Regions from separate parts of the Mus musculus genome. Here all the other regions are linked to region 2. The links are chromatin contacts, found by Hi-C or POLR2A ChIA-PET in ENCODE. All regions are on one chromosome and are shown on one strand. Each heading gives the region's core, a stretch centred on a gene start or an enhancer-like site at or near the end of the contact. The rest is flanking DNA. Distances are from core to core; before and after follow the strand shown.

Region 1 (4,237 bases), core at 492-2,991, 60 kb before region 2:
GTGCCCTGGGAGGGGCCATGGTGCCAAGACAGTTGTTGGGGAAACTGAAGCAGCCATTTCTCTTCCTGAGCAGTGCCTCCCTCCTCCTGGGGCTGGCTTTACTGGTCATACAGTCTGATGTCGCCCCTGTTGCTTACTTCTTCCTCTGCTTGGCTGGCTTTTGCTTTGTTGCTTGCCTCCTGGCCTGTGTTATGGAACGATGCTCCCGATCGATGCCAAGCTCCAGGCAGACTGAGAATCCAGAGGCCTCAGGCCAAGCGCAGTGAGTCGATGGGAGATGGGCAGGATGACGGGAAGACACGCAAGGCCCTCGTTCCCTCTGTGCCCATCCTTTCTTAAGCATAGACTCTGCTTTCCTCTGTCACTGGTATCATTAAGAGCAATGGTCAGCAGACAATAGAGAGGTCTTTTGCAAGAATGGTGGAACAGAAAAAGGGGGTCTTCTTTCAGGTACCCACTAACGACCATATTTCTTCTCCCACAGAGACAATGGAGCTTTTGAGGTGCCAACCTATGAACAGGCTGTAGAGGTGATGGATTCACAACCACAGAGCCACCTCCAAGAGCTGGAGCAACCACCCCCTTACAGCAGTATCATAATATCCCCAGGAGTTGAGGGGGCACAGCCTAGCCAACCAGACAGTCCCAGCACAGGCAGTCTGAAAAGGCGAGTGGGCTCAGAGGGGACAATGACTGCCAGAGGAAACCCTGGAAGAATTCTTCGACTTAGGGGTCCACGAGTTGTGGCCACTGCTCCTGATCTGCAAAGCATGAGAGTGGCCCCCAAACTGGAGCCTAGTACTCCACCTCCTGCCTATGAAATCAGTTTTGCTCATGCTGATGATGACAGTGTTTTCTATGAAGATAAATGGATACTTCCCTAAGTGGTGCCCTCAGAACCTGTGCACTCATTTGCCCAGCATTTCCTAGTGTCTATTGGATCAGAAACTGGTTTTACCCGGACATCACAATCGAGGCCTTCAAAGCAGCGGGGAGTCGGGCTGTGGCATGTCGTTCACAGATAAATGGCACACCTAGATTCTTCTGGAAACATTCTGGAACCTATCTGATGACCAGTATTTCCAGAGTAAGGTGGAAGATGAGAAAGAGATAAGTTACCAAGAGAAGCTGGAGGGATACCTCTGAGTGACTGCTGTGTTTCTTCTATTGTAGACACCAAGTCTCCCTGAGATTCCTGATGGGGTATTACCTACCAAGATAATGAGAGCTTCTAAGGTTGAGGGGAGCTGAATAGTTTGCACAAGAACGGGATGCTAGTAAAAACATAAAAATAACTCGAATCAAATTCCAATTCCAGTGCCTCCTGTTTTCAATACCAAGCAGGCAATCCGCATTACTTTATAGCCTTGTCAACTGGTAGATAAGAGAATGAGAGGACACTTGTGTAGGAAAAGCGCGACCACGAGCTGCCCCAGCCTGGGAGAAGAGCGCCTCCTAGTGCTTTCCGTCTTCCCTGCATCCTGGCCCTGGAAGTTCAAGGCGAACAAGGATAACAAGGGAAGCCCAGCCCCTTTGGTCTCTTGTAGTTACTTCAGGAGGGGTCGGAGGAACCAGGGGAGGGGGCTGCGGTTTCCGCGGGAATCGATAGCCAATCAGGTCCCCGAGTAGGAGAACCCTCGCTCTTTTCCCGCCCCTTCCCGTTCCTTCTAGCGCCTCCTCTCTTCCCATTGGGCTGTGCGAGCCTCAGCGAGCAGTGTGCGCTTGCGCATGTCCCGGCGTGGGTGGGGCTTGCTGGCGTCGGGCGGAGCCGTGCGCAAGCGCGGCGCGGTGGGAGGCTGGGGGAGGGATGCGGGGGCTGGCGCGGCCCAGCGTTTGTTTGTTTTGTGGGTGGTGCGTGTGCAGCCCGGGAAAAGCTGGAAATGGCGGCGCCGAGCGGGAGGTCGCAGTCCTCCCTGCACAGGAAGGGGCTGATGGCGGCTGACAGGAGGAGCAGGTGAGGAGGGCAGAGGAGGGGAGGCGGCCAGGCGAGCGGCGCGGCTTCTTGGCCTGGTGCCGCGTGTACAGGGGCTGCAGCAGCCTCCCTTTGTCCAGCGCAGAGGAGTCTATGAGAGCGATCTTGTCCGTCCCGCGCTACTTCTCGCCTGCGGCATCTCACCTTTTCCAGAGATGCTCCGGCTTTTCCTTCCAGTTCTTAGCTGAGGACTTAAACTCATTTCTCTTTAAAAACCAGAGACTTCGCAGCTCGGCCTTGGGCGCATTTGACTTGGATTGACTATCTCGTGCCCTGCACTGCTTTCTCATATAATAGATGTTTGTCAGAGAGTTCCACACAGGTTTGGGGGATTTGAATCCTTTGAGAGGATTAGATGGTTCCCGTTTCTCCGCCTCCTCCGTCAGTTTCGATGAAAACATTGCACAGGACGACACAATTTTATTGTTTCCTGTCCAGACCTCTAACATTAATATAGAAACGGGAACTCTTACAGGACACGGAATCAAAGCGTTAGAAACCTCTCGGTGTTCTTTTTCTCCATTCCACTTTTCATGGGTGCCCTAAAATTCCAGGTGACTGGAAACTTCGGGAAAGTTCATATTTTAAGCCTGGTAGTTTGAGATAAAAGGAAGTGGCAGGTGTGCGGAGTAGGTGGAGCCTCAGATAAAACACGGTGACGACTGCTTCGTTAAAAATTCAAGCCTGGGACATAAGAGGATTTAGAACTGGAGTCAGTAAATTGTACCTGAGGATGCAATTGTCTAGAGAAAAGCCCCCTCCCCTTTATTTTTTTGCAAGGGTGTCCTAGTGCAGGGCCAGCATTTAAAGGCTACAAGGCTGTAATCCTGGCATCCTGATGCCTGAGGCAAGAGAATCAGAAACTGAAAATGAGTTTGGTCTCCTGGTCTAGTCCTGTCAAAGAGAATGAGGTGTTGGGGGAGAGGTCAGGTGCCCTCTACAGGAAACCGGAACATGGCTAGCCAACTGAAACTGGAGAGAGCAGTAGAGTGGAAGTCGAGGAAATGAAGCCGCTTAAGAAATGGATCTTCCTAATGACCTAAGAACTCTGCTCTACCATTCATTATATACCTAATGATAAACCCAGCTAACAGCTGCTGTATTCATTTTAATTTAACCAAGGTCCTGTATTTATCCCCATTACTGTGTTGTCTTGTAAGGTGATTCTTAACTGAGGTTTTAAATTCATGTAGAGCATGAATTTTAAAACCTCAGTTAAAATTCTAGTGAATTTTGAAATAGCAGGTACATTCTGAATATTTACTCTGCGTCAATACCTCTTGCTAATGCAGTTTCTCAGGACCCTATTTTTCCATCTAACTGTGGCCTGAAAGGACTTAAAGGAGCCTTTATACAAGGGGCATTCGACCAGTGCGTGGTATTTCAGTGATTGAAGGTGCTTACTTGTGCTCCTATATTTTACCTGCATTGAAATCGGGATTCATCTAAAAATCTCTGATGTATAAAGTCAACTGTTACACTGTCACTCCATTGTCATCAGACTTAAGCATTTTTTCATACTAAATAAGATCAGGGAGATTCATTGGACACATAAAGGATGTATATTGGAAATGGTATTCACCATTCTTGAGCATAAGCAGGTCTCTTTACAAATTTGAGAGGAAAAACTATGGAATCTTTTAAATACATTTATTGCTGGGAACTAAATTACCAAGATAATTTAACCATTGCTTACACTGTCCTTGTGATTACAATTTATACCGTGTTCACCATTAGTATCTACCTTCTGTGGCTTTCACTCAGTTTCACTTACCCATACCTTGTAGGATTTTTGATCACTTTTTAGTATTAGTTTATCATGGAAATGTAAGATATTTTTGATATTTATGTGAGCCATCTAGAGCAAGTGTGTGTGTCTTAGAGATATGGGTGTTAGCTTTAGGTTTTTATTACTTTATTCCTGTCCTAAGATCATTTTCAACTTAGGTTCGATTTCTAAGATAAAAAGTATGTCATGTTTTCTGAACACTAAAGCTTGTCTGTCAGAGAAGTGTTTCTTCTCTTGGATGTGTTTGTGCTTCTTTATATTAATTTGACCAAGTTGGCTCTTTGCTCTCCTAATCAGATCATTATCTCAGATAGTCTGATGCAAACATTCTCTAGAGAATTATACCTTATGTCCTTAGGGTCAGCATATTACTGCATAGTACATTCTGATGTAAAGAGATTTAACAAAATGTGCCTTGTGTGTGCTTTTTATCCACTTCTCTTCTGTGTTCAGGCTTACGCTTGAAAGTCCCTGTG
Region 2 (4,363 bases), core at 241-2,740:
GGACTAGGACCTGTGGCTAGGTCAGAAAGACATCTGGACCTATCAGTAATGGGGCAGGCAGAGCAAGCTCTCTCGGAGAAGAGTGGGAGCGAGGGGAGGGAGGGGGTGGCCTTTGAGGAAGAGGGGGAGCTGAGTCAGAGCCTTAGGGGGCAGGGAGATGGAGGGGAGGAGAACAGGGAAAGAGGTAAAAGCAGAGGAGGGTCTCCATGGAAATAAACCGGGTCTCAGAAATCAGGCTTCCGGAGAGTGTAGTTTGTTTGTAATAATAATACGAATTATTCTCTCAGCCTGAGGTCACTAGGGCGTGTAGGCGGGAGAAATTGGGAGTTAGGAAGGGGAAAATTGGGGGGTTTGGGAGAGGACTGTACTAATGTGTTCAGCCCTAAAGTGGAATGGATGCGTAGGGTGGGGGTAGGGGGCGGTAGTAAGGCAGGGGCTGGAAGGAGAGGACCATTAAGGAAGCGCCTTTCTTCCCTCCCCCTGCCAAAGGTAAATAAAAAGCCGGCCCTGCTCCGCCTGCCCCCGCTGACAGGTGCAGGCGGGTCCCAGGGTTCCTAGGCGGACCCCACCCTCTGGGAAGCGGACTCCCGACCTCTCTCGGGGAGGTAAACCTCCACCTCCTCCCTGAGTCCACGGCTCTTCCAGAGCACCCCGGCCCAAGACCATTCCCTCCAAGCGTGGAACCCATTCCCTCCCGGTGGCACACGCTCTTCCCGCCCCCGCCCCAGAGGGAAAATGCACGTGAACAAAGCAAATCGGGGGGAGGCAGGAGCGACGGGAAAAGGCTACCAAGAGGGAAATGGTTGGGGGCAAAACACACATGCCATATGGAGAAGAGGGTGAAGATGGGAGGGGGCGTGCGGAAGAAAGTCAGGGATGAGGCTGGAGAGGAGGTTCTGAGAAGAGGGGCTGCTCCCGAAAGAAGGGCTCGGGGAGGCTCTGGCTACAGCAGAGTAGACGCGAATGGCCTGAAGGTGGAGGGATGGGGCCATCGGGAGTAGGGAACAGCGACTGAGCCGCGAAGGATGCTGTGGAGAGGCTACCAGGGAAGGACCGCGCCTGCGGGAGGGCGATGGAGAGAAGGCTATGAGCTGAGAGGGATGGAAGCCCTGGAGGCGCGAGGGCACAAGGATAGAGGGACCTTAGCGGATGGAGGGAAAGTAAAGGCGCGAGGCAGGGCCGGGCGGGCGCGGAGGGAGGTCCCCAGGGGCAAGGATGGGGATGGGGGAGGGGGCCGGAGGAGCGCCCCGGGGCGAGCTTGCCCCTGACCCGCGCCGGGCTGCGGTACCCACCCACAGTCCGCGAGCCGATGCAGCCCATGGCTCCGGGGGCCGCCGGGTCCCGGCCCTCACCGACTCGGGGCCCTCGCCGGGGGGAGCACCGGGAACCGCGCCGCCGCCCCAGCCGCTCTGCAGCGCCGCGGCTGTCTCCGCTCGGCTCCGCTCCCCCCTCCCCTCTCCATCCCTCCCCACGGCAGCCTCCGTCGCCGCCGCTGCCGCCGCCGCCACCGCCTGGCTCCCCCGCCCCGCTCAGCTCTCCGCGGCCGGGGAGGGGGCTGCTCGGGGATTGGCTGCGCGCAGAGCCTCCCCGCCCTGCCCCCGACCGGGCACCGCGCTCCCCGCGCCCCTCGCCGCGCTGCAACCACGTCCCTCCGCCTGTCCTTCGCAACCCCCGCCCCTGAGCTCCTCGCCATCCCCGCTGAGTTCTCCCGGGAGATGCTGATGGAGAATGTGGATAATAACCCGCTTGTCTCAGGAGCCCGGTCAGGAAGCCAGGGCCCACCCTTAGGATATGCTTGATGGACTTTGAGGGCTGCGGGGTGAGAAGGCCGAGAGAGAAAGTGGGGCGGAGATGAGAGAACACCCTGCTTGGCCTTGGGTACCAAATTCCGCAAACATTTGTTTTCTTCCTGATGCTGCATCTGGGACGCACGAATCGGGATTGGATGCTGTTCTGGTTGCCCGGCGTTTCACGTGCGTTGCTTTGCCCACCCAAACATATTGTGAAGTCTTTGCCAGTGGATGCTGCGAGATGCTTCCCTGTCCTCTAGCTGTTTTGGGATGGGTGTGGGGATGGTGCAAGTATTCTAGCTCTAGGCTTGGGTCCGGATGGGAGGAGAATGGGAATAATTCTATTGCAGCTGTAGGGAAATGAAAATATCAGGATCGGAAACCGGCCGCAAGACATGGCTTTAAATCAGAATTTAACTTTTCTGAGCTTTATGTGGATGTCCGGAAGCAGCAAAAGGGAGAATACTGCCCCCTGCCGAGAAGGGTCAGCACTACACCAAGGGCCCCATGGGAAAGGAAAGGGAGATCTGAGTTGGGAGAGTCAGCAGGCACTATTTCAACTGGCAAGAAGAGTCTAGAAGACACACTAGGAAGGACAAGGAGACCATTTCCTCTTAGTCGAACCAGTAACTGCAAACCTTGGGCAAGCGGGTCTGGGTGGTACCATTGACAACAATGGTAACAACAAAAAGCAAACACTAATTCTGGGCCAGCTTGTTTTCCATAGGTTTTTGTCTCTTTCCTGGGATTAGAGAGGAAGAGGGGCAGGAGGCCTTGTGGGTTTGAGGCAGAGAAAAAGGGCATGCCTTACACGTGTAAGTTTGTGACATTTAGATTATGATTGAGGAATTACGTCTGATGACATCCCAGATGAAGATATGGGAGAGGATAGATATTTTTGCTCATTTTGGTACTATAACAAAATTCCTGAGACCAGGAAGTTTATAAAGATTGGAAGTTTGGAGGCTGGAAAGGCCAAGAACTTAGTGTTTGCAACTGCTGCAAGTGTCCTAAGGGCTTTGATGCATTGTAACACTTCGAGGAGATGATATGATGAGACAGGATGAATATGTTAGCTTCAGCCTCTTTCATAAAGCCTCTAGTGCCAACCTCTGTGACCTTCACTAATCCTTACTATTGCTCTAAGACCTTGTATCCAAATAGCATTACCATATGAATTCAAGGATTAAATCCAAGTCGCAGATTTGAAGGGCCACTTGCAAACTCTATCAGAAACTGGCACTAACTGCAGATCTGGGAGGTGAATTTAGAAGGTCTGGGAATTTGATCTGCCCAGCTGCCTTCTGGTCCCTGCAATGACAGTTACTTCTCAGCACATGGGGCATTCTGTCCCATTCTCTGGATCTTTTGAGGCAAGGCTAATGAGTTCCAGTTTTCATAACCAAAGCAAACTTCCTGGAAGACAATTTGACAGTATAGATCATATATATATATATATATATATATATATATATATATATATATATATGTAAAATATTTAAAATTTCATCTGCTTTTACACTTGTTATCTGCTTAACATAAATTGTTCGGGAGGCAGAGCAGAAAGATTGAGTTCAGTCATGGCTGGGTTACGTAGAGAGTTCAAGAACAACACTGCTAACTTTGTGAGACTCTTAATCGCAAAAGGAAATTTTACAAAAGGCCTGGGTGAGCACTTGCCTAGAATATCCAAGGCCCTAGGTTCAGTTCCCAGCAACAACCGCAGTTCTAGTTTGCTATCTACTGCTATGATAAACACCATGACTGAAAGCAACTTGGGCAGGAAAGAGCTTATCTTACAGCCTGCAGTCCATGGGAAGTCAGAGCAGGGCTATAAAGTAAAATGATTAGTTTTTAGTTTGTGCTTAAAACAATACATATCCTTCCTGCCTTCCATCAGTTGTTTTTTTTTCTATCCAAGTAACTGATGGAATTTCTTGAGAAATACTTATGTTTTACACAACTCTACCTCAAACAGACTTACAGTTTGACCCTCAGCAAAATCCTAATATTGATTGGCTCATATTTGAAGTTTTAGAATACAAGGCTCTGGCAGAGTGCCCCCATGTGGCACTTCCTAACTGGTTCCCTTTGGGACAGAATCCCAAGGTGAAACCATCTCATCACTTCTCTTGTTCCTACTGCATGCCTGTGGCCCCTTGGGGGTACCTCTTGGATAGAAGAACACAACCACAGGTCAGTGGCAGTACTGTGTACTATGCAGACTCTTGTCCTAGGATCTATGGGTAGAATAAAAAAAATCCATTAACTTTGTATGGGGAAAAAAAAAAACCTACATCAATATTCACTAGCAGGTAACTGAAACATTTCCTTTACTTGAGCGACCCCTATAAGCAGAAAACCACAATAGTGTTACATCACCAATGTATCTTCATCAGCGGTCAGAATCACAGATGCTTGCATTACAGAACAGTCTTTGGAGATCTTTTTCTATGATATTCTTTACATTACTACTCTTTTGAAATCATTAAAAAGTATACTTAAAATTATATTTGCTTCTTACATTTGTTATTTAATGATTTTATTGAGAAGCAACAAGGCATGCACGAAGC
Region 3 (4,402 bases), core at 484-2,983, 38 kb before region 2:
TTGTAGAAAGGGTGTTTTTACTATTTTCAGCTTTAGTAAAGCTACTGGTATATAATCGATAATTAGAAATGGTATAAAAATTAAAAGTATACAATCTGATGTACTAGCATGTGTATGCATTGTAAAATGATCCCAGGATCCAGATTCTGAACCATCAGCTCACATGTGTATGTGTGGCGTCACGGGAAACCTACCCTTAACTTATTTTAGGTACTCATTGTGGTATTGTTAACTGTAGCTACCATGTACACTGGCTCTCTAAAACTCAGAGCTACGTAACTGATGTGTGCCATGACCAGCATCTTCCCAGGACTCCCAAAGCCCACTCGTCTCAGCACATGGCCTTCAATTCTATATGTGTTTTACTACTTTAGATTCTGCATATAAACAGCATGCACAGTATCTGAATATGTCTGACATCTCATTTAACATTGCCTAAAAACGCTGTCTTTTTTTTTTTTTTGGTCGCTGAGTCATGTGTGTAAACTTCTTTTCTACCTTCACCTATTGACAGCCACAAAGGTGGTTTTGTATCTTGGCTGTTATGAATTTGCTACAGTGAAAAAAAGAACACAGATATCTGAGAGACTGTGGTTTGTTTTCCTCTCTTTATACAAAGGTAAGAAGGACTGCTGTGTCAGATGGTAACTCTGTTTCTAACTTAGTGTTTTCCATAAGGACCATGGCAGTTTGTTGGTATGCATACCTTTCAGTTCCTGAGCTTGGACTTAAAAGAGAGGCTCATCTTGATGGTGGATCTGAAATTCAGTTTGCCTCCATTTCTTCTATAATGAGTAGGTAGGGGAATATTGTCTTAGAAAAAAGAGAACCTAATGGAAAAAACACAATGCCCGACAGAGTACTTTTGTCCTTCATCAAATTTAATTTATTGACTAGAAAAGAGGAAATTATTTGTCCATCTTCTGTTTCTTGGGTTCCTAGCACCTGTTCCTTGACTCTAGCTTATTTCTTCTTCCCACCTGTTATCTAATCTGCCCTGATAAGAGCTGTCATGGGCACCACAGTCCAGCTGAGAGCTCAGTCCCTCTGTATTGATCTGAGCTGCTGGTAGGGCTAACACGTAGTATGTCTAGGAAATGAGAGACATTGCACACCCAGTGGTGATAAGGGTGGGATCGAGGGGAAGGCACTGGAGTGGTTTTAGCCACCTTTGGCAGACTCAAAGGCAGAGAACTGGAGGTGAAAACTGGGAATTCCGTGCATGTGGAAAAACTGGCCACAGAAAATTCCAGATGAGGACTGAATCGTTAAAAAATACTGAGCTGAAACGAGCCCAACATGGAGGCATCAGCTACTCTCCCAGGTGAGTTGCCTGTCTGGTGTTACCAAAACACTGAGTAGCTTCATTTAGCACTGTCTCTCCCCTCACTTTCCACGAGCTCTGCAGGGAAGGCTCAGCTCTACCCCAGCCTAGAAATTTCACTAGGAAATTTTTCATTCTGGTCCTGGTGATATTTATAAAGGGACTAGTAACCTGGAGCTGTGAGCCTTGTAGGAACAGAACAGTGCTGCTGCCTGGCAGAGGGAATTCCCTGTTGGACTGTCCCACAGGTTCTCATCCTAGCCCCCACCCCCACACTCCACTCACACCTGCTTCGACCCCAGAAGGATCAGATGTGGCGGGGGGGGGGGGGGGGGGGTGTCATGTGGTGGAGAGACAGCTATAAATAGCTAGAGGTGGGCATGTTGCCCCAGACGCCTTGGGGACAGTCAAAAGCAGAGGCTTAAGGAGCTACTTGGGGGAGACTAGGAGCAAGCAGGCCAAGGCCTGGCTGGGGCTTGGGGGGAGAACACATGGAGCGGTCCCAGTCCCAGCGGCATGGAGGGGAACAGAGCTGGTGGGGCAGTGCCCCCCAGTACCAGTACATGCCCTTTGAACATTGTACCAGCTACGGACTGCCCTCAGAGAATGGGGGCCTTCAGCACCGGCCCCGAAAGGACATGGGTCCCAGGCACAATGCCCACCCAACACAGGTAATGTCCTGGGGAGGGAAGGGGAGCAGCGGTTGTCTGGGGCCAAGGATTAGTGAAAATGGATTGTTATGTGAGAAGGGGGTACAGAATTTATTTTGAAAATTAAATGGTAAATATATTCAGTATATGAAAGCCTTTTAAAGATCTGAGCTTAGTGTGTTTGCTTAAGAGTTGCATGCACTTTTACATAGCCTTTACTAACAATATTCAAACCATGTGGGGAACCAGCAAAGCCACACTTAAATGAAGAGTGCAAGCTTATGTTCTTACATAACCAGAGTGGTTTTTGTAAGAGCTGAAAATGCTATAAGGACCTCCTCTACCTTCACCCACATGCAGGCAACATGGGCTTTCTCTACACAACCCCCTGTAGAATGCATGTGCGCGTGTGTGCAAACACACACAGATAAACACACTTTCACAAAAGACAGAAGAAAGGCATTGGGGACAAGCAGAGGAAACAAAGTGAATGATTTATCAACAATCAATGACCAGTATCAATAAACACAGAATTGGGATCCAGTTTTTAAGGGCTTGGAGGTAGAATTCTGGTGCAGCATTGGCCTAGCTTGAGATCTGTGTGTTTTGTTTGTTTGCTGGGAGGTGTAATTGTTAAAAAGGGCCAACAAAATGATTCAGTAAGTAAAACTGTTTGCCTCTAAGCCTAACAACTTAAGTTTGATCTCTGGGCCCCATGTGATGGAAGGGAAAAAAATCTACTGCAGACTGTTCTCTGACCTAGACACACACACACACACACACACACACACACCCCTAAGGAAAGTACAGAGCTATGACCAAAGGTAATTACTCTCCAGAGCTTGGGGATCAGTGGTATATGGGCAACTAGAACAGAAATAGGTGTGGGCACAAGATAAGGAGGTTGCCTTGGGAATTTTACAGGCCACTATTAACATAAGTGAATGTACCTCTTAGCTGCAGAGAATGCAGAATGGAAGAGAATAGAAGGAGTCTGAGATAGAGATCAGACTTAGAAGTTTTGCTGACAGGGTGTCAGGCTCAGAACCTGGAGGTGGGCTGTATAGATGGTGTCAGCACAAGGGTCATGAGGATCTCTGAGCAGTTGCTCATGAGTACCGGTAGGTACACAGTGGGGAGGGAAATGTGTTGAGCAGGATATAAATGTCAGAGACAGCTCATCCTCACCCCAGTACTGGTCATTTCTGGAGAAGGCTGGATGACCACGTGAGAAAAGGTGCTATCAGAGCACTTTTTCTTTTCTTTTCTTTTCTGTTGGTTTTTCAAGACAGGGCTTCTCTGTGTTTCCTTGCCTGTCCTGGAACTAGCTCAGTCAGTCAGGTTGACCTAGAGCTCACAGAGATCCACCTGGCTTTGCCTCCAGAGTGCTGGGAATAAAGGTATGCACCACTGCCCAGCTAGTTAGAGCACTTTCTGGTGACAGGACCCTTGGCCAAAGGAAGAATAGCAAGTTTAGTTTGGGAGTAGAGTTCATCGAGATTCTAACCCACCTTGAAAGCAAGCAGGTTAGTAATGTGTTTTCCTTTCGTCTAATGTTTATGAGGGAAATACTACACTTACACAGAAACTAGAGTGGTGTAGAGCTCCCAGGATACAGCAGTCATCAGCATTTTGTCAAGATGGTTCTGTCCCCAATCCCTACCTCATTTGTAGATAGAGACTCTCAAAGCATTTTGTCAAAGTAGTTTTGTCTCCCCTTCCCACCTCAATTCTGACATTCGAACTAGAGGACTCACGACACTTTGCAGACATTTCATCACTTGTACATTTGGCGTACATTTGGGCTTTGATTTCTCCCTCCCTAAACCTGTCATAATGTGCTGGTTACTGCTGGGCTAGCAGAATACATCTGACTCTTAACAGTGTTCTCCCTGCTTGAGTGTTTGTTCGAAGGGACCAAGCACACTGTTTCCTCATTTCTCCCAGTCTACAAGTCAGAGTGCTAAGAGAACCCCAAGAGTTGATCTTCAAGGGAAACATTTTCTGGCTTTGTTTGTTTGTGTTTGAGAATGGATCTTAGTAAGCTGTTTCTCTAGCTGGCTTGGAACTCTCTATGTAGACCATGTTGGCTTCAGATTCACAGAGATCTGCCAGCCCCTACCTCCTGAGTGCTAGGACTAAAGGTGTACACCACCATGCACAGCTAGGAGTATTTTCTATCTCTGGGTTACTGGTAGAGTTTGAAGAGAAATGATTTCCACAGGAGCAAGATAGTTAGTATGTGCCTGCTCCTCATATTGTGAAATAAGATCTCTTCTACCCAGGCTGTCCCAGAATCATGGCCTGGGCTGACCCTGGCCCCGGAGGATGAGTTAGTATAGAGTGTGTTGGGCCATCATGAAGTGACTAGCATTCTTCTACATCCTTCACAGACACAAATGCTAACATAGGGATAGATCTGGCCTCT

What was found. A loop is a pair of places that touch in the nucleus more often than their neighbours do. ChIA-PET counts read pairs that join two places held with the same protein, here RNA polymerase II (POLR2A).
Region 1: a map of left cerebral cortex shows a loop between it and region 2 (3-fold over the local background). The contact joins the promoter of Casp2 here to the promoter of Fam131b in region 2. A Hi-C loop is called at or near these places in 10 of 37 maps with a recorded cell type or tissue (T-helper 17 cell, heart and left cerebral cortex). POLR2A ChIA-PET finds 5 or more read pairs at or near these places in 1 of 5 experiments (Patski).
Region 3: a loop to region 2 is called in a map of left cerebral cortex, with 2.1 times the contacts of the local background. The contact joins the promoter of Clcn1 here to the promoter of Fam131b in region 2. A Hi-C loop is called at or near these places in 2 of 37 maps with a recorded cell type or tissue (both left cerebral cortex). POLR2A ChIA-PET finds 5 or more read pairs at or near these places in 1 of 5 experiments (Patski).

Annotation. Positions count from the first base shown.
Region 1 is chr6:42,263,244-42,267,480 of GRCm38, forward strand. It overlaps Casp2 (caspase 2), which reads left to right and starts at 1,742. Exons shown (of 11, transcript NM_007610.2): 1 at 1,742-1,954. The coding sequence starts at 1,881. Tmem139 (transmembrane protein 139) reads left to right here. Exons shown (of 3, transcript NM_175408.4): 2 at 1-262; 3 at 485-1,312. The coding sequence starts at 18. The coding sequence ends at 884.
Region 2 is chr6:42,323,150-42,327,512 of GRCm38, forward strand. It overlaps Fam131b (family with sequence similarity 131, member B), which reads right to left and starts at 1,491. Exons shown (of 7, transcript NM_029528.5): 1 at 1,293-1,491. The coding sequence starts at 1,320.
Region 3 is chr6:42,284,952-42,289,353 of GRCm38, forward strand. Clcn1 (chloride channel, voltage-sensitive 1) reads left to right here and starts at 1,734. Exons shown (of 23, transcript NM_013491.3): 1 at 1,734-1,995. The coding sequence starts at 1,816.